Regions from separate parts of the Homo sapiens genome. Here region 2 is linked to region 1. The links are chromatin contacts, found by Hi-C or POLR2A ChIA-PET in ENCODE. All regions are on one chromosome and are shown on one strand. Each heading gives the region's core, a stretch centred on a gene start or an enhancer-like site at or near the end of the contact. The rest is flanking DNA. Distances are from core to core; before and after follow the strand shown. Region 1 overlaps AHRR (aryl hydrocarbon receptor repressor). Region 2 holds the start of SLC9A3 (solute carrier family 9 member A3).

Region 1 (5,070 bases), core at 2,295-4,794:
CGAACACACGGGTGCAGGGCGAGGCAGGCGCAGGGCGAGGCAGGGCCAGAGCGTGCACGGACGCAGGGCGAGGAGGGCGCAGGGCGAGGCAGGGCCAGAGCGTGCACGGGCGCAGGGCGAGGAGGGCGCAGGGTGAGGCAGGGCCAGAGCGTGCACGAACACACGGGTGCAGGGCGAGGCAGGCGCAGGGCGAGGCAGGGCCAGAGCGTGCACGGACGCAGGGCGAGGAGGGCGCAGGGCGAGGCAGGGCCAGAGCGTGCACGGGCGCAGGGCGAGGAGGGCGCAGGGCGAGGCAGGGCCAGAGCGTGCACGGGCGCAGGGCGATGAGGGCGCAGGGCGAGGCAGGGCCAGAGCGTGCACGGGCGCAGGGCGAGGAGGGCGCAGGGCGAGGCAGGGCCAGAGCGTGCACGGGCGCAGGGCGAGGAGGGCGCAGGGCGAGGCAGGGCCAGAGCGTGCACGGGCGCAGGGCGAGGAGGGCGCAGGGTGAGGCAGGGCCAGAGCGTGCACGAACACACGGGTGCAGGGCGAGGCAGGCGCAGGGCGAGGCAGGGCCAGAGTGTGCACGGGCGCAGGGCGAGGTGGGTGCAGATGTGGCAGGTGCAGACGCGGCGTCCACAGCCAGGCCTAAAGACGGTGTCTGAAGCTGGGGAAACCCAACAGTGACTCGTTATGTAAGCGTGTGACTTAGCAAGACAGAGGAAAATGCCCAAACCGCCGGTGAGAAGGGCTCAAAGCAGTCGCTCAAAGCAGCAGGAAGTGATGTGGCGGGAAGGCTGGTTTTAGGGACAACGGCTGAGTTTCGGTGGAGGCTTGCATGCTGTGTGACTCTTCAGACCTGGCTCATTTCACGTCGACTCTTCTTGCCCATTACGTCATTTCATCAGGCCTTACCGCGACTGCCTCAGGCCTTACCGTGGCCGCCCCAGGCTTACTTTGGTTCTTGGCTGCTTGGACTGTCTCCCCCATGCCTTCATTTTCTGCGTTTCCTTCTCGGTGTAGGTGCCTCTTGCAGGTGACGGGTCAAGGGATCTCCCCCCACACCAAGCGCCGTCTTTCACTGGGGCCCACCTACTTCTTGTGATTCTTTAGGAGCTGATTTCTGTCATCCTATTTTGTATTTTCCATTCACTGCACATCCTTTGGGTTTTTTCCTCCCCTAACCCTCTGTTAGATAAATTGAGCTTTCTTGAACTGAAGGTGCACATTCTGCTTTTGTTCTCATGGGGATGCCTTTGAAATGAGAGCTTTCAGGTTGATTTGCTGTTTCTCAGGCTCTTCTGCGGTGATGTTCCCCCAGCAGGGCCTGTGCCGGCACAGACGCGTCCTCCGGCCCTCCCCACGTTGGCAGCACGTTGACTGTGTCTGAAGCTTAATCCCGATGTCACAGATTCTTGTCTTTGCACCTAACGTTACGTGTCTCATCCAGCCCAGGGCACCCGATCACGTCGCTCACTAACCGATCCTTCCTCCTCCCGAGTGTTCCTCTAGCAGTCTGCTGTGGGCCTTGCTGTGAAACCTTCTGGGCACCTCCACGAGTGGGAGAACACTGCTGTGTCTTCGTGCGTGGACGGTAGCCAGGCTGCACGCAGAGCTCCAGGCTGAAGCCTGTCCCAGTGTCTGCAGGGCCACGTGGCCTTGCTGCTGAGCCTGGTGGGTCTGCTCTTTCCTGGAGGCTGTGCTCTTGCTCTTCTGGGAGCTATTGCAATGTTTTATTGTTTTATTTGTTTTCTTTGGTTTTTTTTTTGAGACAGAGTCTCACTCTGTTTCCCAGGCTGGAGTGCAGTGGTACGATCTTGGCTCACTGCAACCTCTGCCTCCTGAGTTCAAGTGATTCTCCTGCCTCAGCCTCCCAAGTAGCTGGGATTATAGGCGTATGCCACAATGCCCGGCTAATTTTTGTATTTTTAGTAGAGATGGGGTTTCACCATGTTGGCCAGGCTGGTCTCCAACTCCTGACCTTAAGTGATCAGCCTCCCAAAGTGCTGGGATGACAGGCGTGAGCCGCTGCGCCCGGCCTATTGCAGTGTTTTCTTTCTGGTGGTCGAGAGTTTTGTGGCGACGTGTCCTCTGTGAGTTCTTCCCAGCCGAGGTCTCTCATCTTTGGTTCTGGACATTCTGTGTCTGTCGCTGCACTGGTGGTGTCCCTCTCCATTCTTGCTTTTATCTTCTGGACCTGCTGTTATCCAGGCAGGGCCCTTCTGCAGCCACCCTGCTGGCTCTGGGTTTCTTGCTGGCTCTGTCTGGGTGGCAGGAGGGAGGCCCTACAAGGAGCCTCCAGGCTGCAGCTTTGTGCTCAGCTGCATTCCTGCTGGCGAATGTTTTCTCTGCTCCAGGGCCTCCCCTTTCCTCCCTGTGTGCTGGAACCCTCTTGTCTCTCCCCTTTCCTCCCTGTGTGCTGGAGCCCTCTTGTCTCTCCCCTTTCCTCCCTGTGTGCTGGAGCCCTCTTGTCTCTCCCCTTTCCTCCCTGTGTGCTGGAGCCCTCTTGTCTCTCCCCTTTCCTCCCTGTGTGCTGGAGCCCTCTTGTCTCTCCCCTTTCCTCCCTGTGTGCTGGAGCCCTCTTGTCTCTCCCCTTTCCTCCCTGTGTGCTGGAGCCCTCTTGTCTCTCCCCTTTCCTCCCTGTGTGCTGGAGCCCTCTTGTCTCTCCCCTTTCCTCCCTGTGTGCTGGAGCCCTCTTGTCTCTCCCCTTTCCTCCCTGTGTGCTGGAGCCCTCTTGTCTCTCCCCTTTCCTCCCTGTGTGCTGGAACCCTGCTTGTCTTCGCCCGTTGCTTGGCTCCACTTTCCTGGCTGTGCCTCCTGTCTCTGGTCCCCGTGTGCGCTGGCTCCGATTGGGCCTGTGTGGGGCCGGACAGGGCTGGCCCTGGTTGCGTGGAGGGCAGAGGGGAGGGCAGGTGGGCAGGGCCAGCTCCTGGGTGAGGAGTTTACCTTTGAAGGGAGCACCGTGGGAGGGAGCACTTTTGCCCCGAGTCCTCCCCAGCCTGGGGGTTTGCACAAGAGGAGGGAGGGTGGGTGCTGGAGCTGGCGGTGCGGCCGTGTCAAGCTCTTGCGTCTCCGGATCTTGCCCCTCAGGCCCCGGCCCCAGCCTCCTGCTGTCGCCCCCCAGGCAGGGCTGTCTCGAGGCATCTTGGGAGGGCAAAGGCAGGACGGGAAAGTGATTTCTCCCACCTGTATTTTGACTGTGACCCCAAAGCCCCTGCCCTGGGCCGTGGCTCCCAATCTCCTCCACACCTAACCCCAGATAGCCCAAGACTTCTGGGGTTCCCTCAGCTTTTCTGGGGATCCTGTCCTCAAGTCCCCCTCCTGCCAGGTGGCCGACACTGGCTGCCCTGCGTCCCCATTCCCTGAATGACACTGGTGCGGAATGCAGACAGAGGGGGCCTGGGAGACACGAGCCCCGGTGGTGGGATGCAGTTAGCTGAACGCCAGGCTGAGCAGGGTCCGAAAATTAGGGGAATAAAAGTCCCGGGAGAGGACAAGGTGGCAAACAGGAAGGGCAGCTGACTCACCAGCCCAGAGCAGGGGAATCTCACCAGTTCCCTGAAACAGAGCTTCTCAGCTCCAGGACTGGACAGGCAGCTTCCCAGAGGCCACTGCAGGCCAGGTCATCAGAAGCGCCTGCTCCAGCTCCCACCCTGCCTGTGCCCAGTGGCAGCCGAGCAGGGCCTCACAAAAACAGCTGTGAGAACAGCCTTGCGTGTCTGGAAGCCCCAAGCCGCTCGGCAGACGGTCATCGGGCCGCGCTGCTGCTCTGGTGTGGTTTCTGGAAAATTCCTGAGAAGTCCCCAGGAACCAAAGTGTCCAGCAGTTGAAATTTAACAAGTGGGGAGACACTCCTCCGCCACAGGCTGCTGTCCTAAAGAAAGGCCTAGAAGCCCTCCCAGCTGGGGCTGCGCACACGTTCCTGTGAGGGACCCTTTGGGAGAGGATTGAGTGAGGGGAACAGGAGGTGAAGCAAAAGGGATGAGCGTCCCCTTCCTCCAGCTTCCTCCATGCAGTGATGTTGCCTGGCTCTAAGGGGCTCCTGGTACGAGGATTAGGAGGCCATGGGTCGTCCAGAAACTCAGGCCAGAAGCGAAGGTATAAAACACCAGATGGTAACACAGGACCACAACTCAGGAGGCTCTGGGAGCACAAAGTGGGGGTACCGGGGAAACGAGCCCGGGAGGGTAAGAGAGGGATGGGGCAGTGGGGGCCTGCAGCCCAGGAGCGGGAGGGTCCCAGCCCCCATGACAAGGCGGCAACCCAGACAGAGGGGCCCCGGGCCTTGGGCCTGTCCTGGCCAGGACAAATGCAGGGTATGCCCTCCTGCCCTCCTTCTGGGCCTGGCACCCCCATCCTCAGGGGAGGCATGGGGGCTGGAAAGGACGGCCGTGTGGGGACAGCAGGCTGGGAGGGGGCATCCCACACCCCCCTTTGTCCCTGACTTTAGAGGTGATGGGGGTGGAGAACCAAGCCCCGCATACCATGGCTGGGGTCTGTGTGTCTGGGGGTACTGAGGCGGGCGGCCCCAGCCTCACCCTGGCATACGCCGGCCACCGTGGAGAGAGCTCCATGATGCCCAAGCCTGCTCCTGCCTCTGTTCTGGGCACTTTCCCACAAGCCCCACAGAACACACTTGGCCTCATCTCCTGGCCTGGCATTTTCTGCCGCTTCTTCGGCCTTTCTGCTAAGAGAAATCCACGTTTTACCGTCTGTTGTAGCTGCTGGGCCTGCTGTTCCGAAACTCCTTTCAAGTGGCTTTCATTTCAGGAGTCCATCAGATGTATGTAATAAATAAAGGTATGGCCAGAGGTTTCACCAGGGAGGAAGCATGCCGGCCCTGCAGCTGGCCTGAGAGTGGGCACAGCAGGAAGGTAGTCCAGCTCCCCCTGCATTCGCCTGCCCGCCCTCTCCCCGACCCCCACCCGCCCATCCACATCCCAGGCCAGTTCCAGGAGGCTGGGGACCCCCGCCCAGCTGGGTCAGAGTGCCCGGCTCCTTGCCCACCTCAGAGGCTGCTGCAGGTGTCTGGGGCCCACACCGGCCTCTCTGTGACTTTTAGATCTCCAGGACTCTCCACCATTTACCCCTACT
Region 2 (5,866 bases), core at 2,139-4,638, 130 kb after region 1:
CCGCCTCCACTGCTAAAGACTTCCTCGTCCTCTCAGTCTGGGAGGTCTGCGCTGTGGAGTGGCTCCGTGGCCTCGGCCCTTGCCTCCCCTTCTGCATTTTAAAAAGATGCTGTAAAAGGCAGGGGAACCCCAGTGCACACAAATAGGGGGCTTGTGGGGAGCCCTTGCCGGAGCCAGACACGCGGCCTGAGGCTGGTGGGCCAACAGCAGCACCTGTTCCTTGCCCAGGCTCCTGGGCCACCTGCTGAGGCCCCAGCCCCAGTGTTTGCTTGAGGCAGCTCTGGCCCTCTGGCCATCCTCTGTCCCAAGCTGCCTGGAGTAGAAATCTCCTGGGATCAACATTGCTGTGGGTTTCAGGGTACCCGGACTCTTATTTCCCCAACCAGGTTACAAATGGCTTGAAGAAGGCTGGGGCTGTGAGTTAGAAACTCTCAGGATGTGTGAGAAATTCAACAAATGTTTGGAAAAGCAACAGGAATGGCAGCTCTTTTCTGCTGGAAGAGACATTTCTGTTCGTGTAACTTGAGACTGAAAGAGTGTGGCCAACCCCTGACCATTTTAAACAACAAAATGTGCCAAGCAGCTTAGTAGGTTCAGACCCCAGTCCGGGGGCTGTGGGCATGTGGAGGAGGCTGGGTGAAACTGGAGAAGTTCCCGCTGTGGTGCAGGCTTGGGCCCCGGTGTCTGTGAAGGCCTGGACCTGAGGGTCCTCTGGGAACACAGGTCGTGCACCTGAGGCTGGCTGCACAAGGAGGACGGTCTGGGCCAGTGGAATCTGAGAAGTCCAGAGTTCACAGGGAAGGGGTTGGGGGAGGAAGCACACAGGGAGGGCTGGGGGCTGTGTTCAAGAGGTGTGGCTGGCAGAGAGGGGATGGAGGGTGGGACACCCTGGGGGCCAATCCGGGCAGACCCAGAGCAGACCTCAGCTGTCACTGCCGGGGCTGCAGAGTGCACAGTGGGTTGAGGGGACGACAGGGAGCGTAAAGGGCAGGTCTGGAGAGGGTCTGCGCCTGTGGGATACCGCGATGAGCTCCCACAGCTGCACAGGGTAAGGCTCGCCTTCCCAGGTGGAGCCAACAATCCGAGACAAAGACAGCCGCTGAGTGCTATCAGGGTGGGCCTTTGTAAAGGACCGCCCTGCCCCGGGGAGTTGCTGCTGGAGCCGGCAGCCTCCCCGCCCTCAAGGACGTCTTCCCAGAACCAGTCCAAGTGTTTGGGAGACCTGAAGGCTTTTCCCTGTGAATAACAAACTCTGAGGCCAGGCAAAGCCCTGGTCAGTGTGCCTTATCTGCCGGCTCCCAGGCGGGGCTGGCTGGTGCCTGGCGGCTGTCATTGGACCTTCAGATGCCAGATTCTGACTCTGTACACTGGGCTAAACTGGGAGAGGCCCCAGCTTGTACAGAAATTAGATATTCACGGCCGGGCGCGGTGGCTCACGCCTGTCATCCCAGCACTTTGGGAGGCCGAGGCGGGTGGATCACCTGAGGTCTGGAGTTCAAGACCAGCCTGACCAACATGGAGAAACCCTGTCTGTACTAAAAATACAAATTAGCTGGGCGTGGTGGCTCATGCCTGTAATCCCAGCTACTCGGGAGGCTGAGGCAGGATGTGGAGGTTGCAGTGAGCCGAGATCGCGTCATTGCACTCCAGCCTGGGCAACAAGAGCAAAATTCTATCTCAAAAAAAAAAAAAAAAGAAAAAAAAAGAAATTACCTTTTCAGTTTACACCAGGGGGGCACTCCCGTCAGAGGAAAGCAGGGTGAGCTTTAGGACTGGGCGGCCGCAGAGCCCAGGTTGAGTCTGGACCTCCCTGATGCCCCAGGGGCCCTTCTCAAGGAAATCAACTGTAGGAGGCAGCCAGCCTCAGAGACTCCCCCCCGGCCAGCATCCCAAGCCCCCAGTGGAAAGCCCAGGGAGGACAGCCTGAGCCTGGAGAGCAGGCAGCCCGGCGGGGAGCTGAAAGACACCAGGGCGAGGAGGAGGCTGCGGAGAAGGGAGGAGGCGGGAGGGCTCAGAAGAGCCCTTATGAGACAGAAAGCAAACACACAAGGGGCCTGAAGGGGAGGGGAGACCCTGGCATAAATAGGGCAGGCGGCAGGCGTCACTGAAGGAAAAGGCGCCTTCTCCAATCAAGCCTGCTGGGCGTACCAGGTTCCACCAAGGCCAAGGTCCTCTCAGCTGTTCTCCCCGGAGCCTGTCCCTCCCCTGTCCTGCGTGGGCGCCCCTCCTCGGCCCCAGCATCGAAACCTCCTCTCGCCCCAGTCCAAAGCTGCTCTGGAAACCTGCCGCGGCGCCTGCTGCTCTGATCTTGCTTCTCCTGGCCCCACTCGGGCCCCCTAATCCCCCCTCCACACGAGTGACCACCTCCCTGCCACCCCTGGAGAGACCCTACCCTGTGGACCAACACATGAAACTTTGATCCCCACGAGCTCCTCAGGAAGCTGACCTTCCTGTCACCTTGCCAGGAGCTACCTGCCGTGCCCACATTACTGGTTCATTGGCGCCGGTTAAGAAGAAGAGAAATCTGACCGACCGGGATTTTCTAAAAAAAAAAAAAAAAAAGGAGGCCCGCCAATGGGAACGCTGCGCCTGTAGGGAGGATTCTGCTGGGTTTCATGCGGGTAGCACCGCTTTTCTTTTCTGCCCTTGTAACTCACGAAAAAACGCCATCACTCCAAGGACGTTTCTCTAAAAAGCCTGAGAACCCCGAAGGAAACCCGGCCCCGGGGACTCCCTGGGCGCGAGCAGCCTGCAGTCTGCGGGGCTCGGAGCGGAGGCGGGGCGGAGACCCCACAGGGACCCGGGAGCCGGGAGTCCGGGGCTCCGAGGCTGTGCCCCCGCCGGGGAGGGGAGACCTCGGGACCCGCAGGGGCGGCTTAGCGCGGCCAGAGTCGCTCCCGAGTCTCGCTCTGCTGGACCCGAGAGCCGGACTCTCCCGGGCGGCCGCCGCGCGGCTCCGACCTGATGCGCGCGGCCACAACGAAGCCCCCAGGCCCAGCAGAGGCGGCCGCACACCCCGCGGGCAGATCCGGAGACCCCGGGGCCACTTACCGATCTTGGCCAAGCTGGCCACGAGGATCCAGAGCGCGATGACGTAGGGATCCTGCACGTGGGCCCACTCGAAGGTGACCACCTGGAAGCCCCCGCTCTCGCCGTGCGCGCCGCCGGGCTCCACCTCGACGCCCCCGGCCCGCGCCAGCCCGCCCAGCGCCAGCGCCAGCAGCAGCCCCCGGTCGGGGCCCCGGGCCCCGAGTCCCCACATTGCCGCCTGCTCAGCGCAGGGCTGGGACGCGCATGTCGCGGGGGGTCCCGGCTGGGCTGGGCCGACGCGCGGGGCTGGGACCCGGCGAGGACCCGGCGCGCTCCGGTGCCGGTACCGGCTACAGTCCGATCCCCGCCCGCCGGGGTGGCCTTTAATCCCGCGGCCCCCTCCCGCCCCGGGGCGGAGCCTGCCCGCCCCCGCCGCGCACTCGCGAGCGCAGACACCGCCGCAGCTCCCGGCACGCCCGCCCCGCCCGCGCACGCCCACCCCGCGCTCCCTGGTGCCCACCCTCCCCCGGAGCCCGCGGCCTGGAGGTCCGGGAGGTCGCGGCAAGAGCGAGCCCGGGACTGCGCGGCCGCCTTCCTGGGGCGTGGGGAGCACAGCGCGGGGCAGCGGGACAGGCGGTTCCGCGCAGCTCCTGGGATGCCCGGGCAGCTGTGGGTGCGCTCGCCCCAACCCTCCTTCATAAACGCAGGGCCTGGGGCTGCGCAGACCCCACAGGGCGGCCCAAGGGTGCACAGGGGCCCCAGGTGTGTCTTCACACAGCCCCTCGCTATTGTCTTCAGCAGGAACCTGCATTCCACAGCCGGACCGGCCACTTACCAGAACTCGGGGGCGCCCAGGCCTTGCGTGGTGCGCTGGTAAGTCTCTCTGCCCCTCCCATCGCCAGCCAGCATCCCCCACCCCAGGCTCTGAGATGGGAGCCCAGGGGCCCCCGTGGTCTCCCCTGCCCCATCCCCTGCCTTTAGACCTCCGCCCAAAACAATTCGATACCCCCAGGGCTTCACACGGATGCGGGGCCTCTGCCCACAGCCCGCTCCGGCAGCACTGGCTCTCTTAAGCATCTCAGGCTCCACTGTGCAAACCACACCCCTGTTTTCCTCCAAGCCCACCCTGCAGCCTTCCAGCCCCAGACCTGGGACGCAGGTGGACTTCTTTCGCTCACAAGGTTTCCAAGCTCTTAGCATATCTGCTCTACTTTCAAAATGTGCACAAAACCAGCGGCTTCTGGGAGCCTGCAGCCACCTGCAAAGGCTCCTGCTCGGCCCTCTACCTGCCCCTTCAGTCCCTCCTATTGGGACCCTCCCTCTCAGAGGAAAGGCTCAACGTCTCCCGGGAGCTCAGACCCCAGCCACTGCCTGACCCCCACCCCCATGCACTCCACGGCCCACACCAGCAATCGGCGCCTCTCGGGGCCTTTGCACGCCCTGCTCCCTCTGTTTGGACGGCTCTTGTGTGCTCCCTTCCTCAGCTCCCCAGGGGCTTGGCTCCAATGCCACCTTCTGGTCCCACCCGATACCCACTCAGCTCACAACTGTGGCAGCTAAGCTCCCGCCTCCCCTGCTTACTCGGTTGGCTCCGGGAATCAGCTCACCTCCCAGCCCTGGGGGCTGCTGGCTTTGACCTTGAGCTGTCTGCCCTCACCCTGGGAATGTCTGCTCCACGAGCAAGGGGCTCATGCATACATCCCAGGAGCTTGGAAGATAGCTGGGCACACAATAGCACTCGCAAGATAGTGGCTGAGCGGATGGATGATAGATGGATGGAAGGACAGATAGGTGGACAAAGGGCAGGTGGGCGGTGGGGTGGGTGCAGATGGAGGATGGATGTGTCTTCTGACATCTGAGTGGGGGCTGCGGAGGCCTGAGGAGGACAGTGCTGAGTTCAATGACTTCACCCTGCAAGGGCCCCAGTTTCATGCTAATGGAAGTGGCCCGTGTAGCACAGGGAAGGTGCATTCAGATGGTGCTCGCCTGGTGACTCGGCTGCTGAGTGGCGTGGAGGGAGGGCAGCCCTGGCCTGGGCCACTGCAGGGTCTGGACAGGGCACCGGGGGAGTGGAAGTGTGTGACTGGCCACTAGTATGGTCTTGCGAGGTGGGAGCATCGGAGTCGCTCTTGGCCTGTGTCCCTGCCCCACCTGTCTCTGTCCCCCACTCCACTCCCAGCCTCTTGTCCCAGAGAAAAAGCCAGCAGGACAAGAACAGGATTCCCTCCAGTCCGGAGCTTCCCTGCTCTTTCCTTATGGTTCCTGGGTGGAGCCGTTAGGAACGACGTCCTCTCTGAAGATGTTGCCCTTGCATTCCACAGGAAGGCCAAATTTCCACCAGACCAGTGTGTTCCATGATGCCCACTGGACCTCCGGCCACCCCACCCCCCAACCAGCCTGTCCTAAGAGCCGACAACCTTTCTCCACAAAGCTGTTCAAAGGGCAGAAGAGCAGTGTCACTGCCTGGAAGGACAAATCCAGAACAGACACCAGTGCCAGGCGCTGGCCATCAGGTAGTGTGCTGCCCACACCTCCACTGCCCCCCACAGCAGGAAGGGCTGCCTCATGGAGAATAGAAAGGCAATGAGCCCCTGAAGTGGCGTGGCCAGAACAAGGCACACCCCACTGCCCACGAGTCCTGCCAGGGCACACCCCACTGCCCACGAGTCCCTGCACAGGTGAGAAGTGTGGCTGTTTGGCAGCATCTCAATCTGTGAGCATTTGGAGGATGAAATGCGTCTGCACTCCAAGGTTGCTGGAGGGCTCGGGGCAGACGGGCGCTGCCCCAGCCTGTGATGGGCATGGCCTTGAGGATGCCAGCCTCATGCAGAAGCCA

The links. A loop is a pair of places that touch in the nucleus more often than their neighbours do. ChIA-PET counts read pairs that join two places held with the same protein, here RNA polymerase II (POLR2A).
Region 2: POLR2A ChIA-PET joins it to region 1 with 12 read pairs in BJ. The contact joins the promoter of SLC9A3 here to the enhancer-like site in region 1. A Hi-C loop is called at or near these places in 1 of 37 single-sample maps with no recorded cell type. POLR2A ChIA-PET finds 5 or more read pairs at or near these places in 1 of 52 experiments (BJ).

What each region holds. Positions count from the first base shown.
Region 1 is chr5:391,912-396,981 of GRCh38, forward strand. The region is part of intron 4 of AHRR (aryl hydrocarbon receptor repressor); the gene reads left to right. All of the region lies in intron 6 of PDCD6-AHRR (PDCD6-AHRR readthrough (NMD candidate)), which reads left to right. Among named protein-coding and RNA genes, the nearest start is that of EXOC3-AS1, 49 kb to the right of the region's middle. RefSeq lists an enhancer at 672-1,011. Within about 2 kb of position 3,545, at least 2 of the 41 ENCODE cell types and tissues checked have a DNase peak (open chromatin) inside an H3K27ac peak, as active enhancers do.
Region 2 is chr5:521,061-526,926 of GRCh38, forward strand. SLC9A3 (solute carrier family 9 member A3) reads right to left here and starts at 3,389. Exons shown (of 17, transcript NM_004174.4): 1 at 3,052-3,389. The coding sequence starts at 3,262. LOC107986395 (a long non-coding RNA gene) reads left to right here and starts at 3,598. Exons shown (of 2, transcript XR_001742543.1): 1 at 3,598-3,903; 2 at 5,352-5,866. RefSeq lists an enhancer at 4,956-5,588.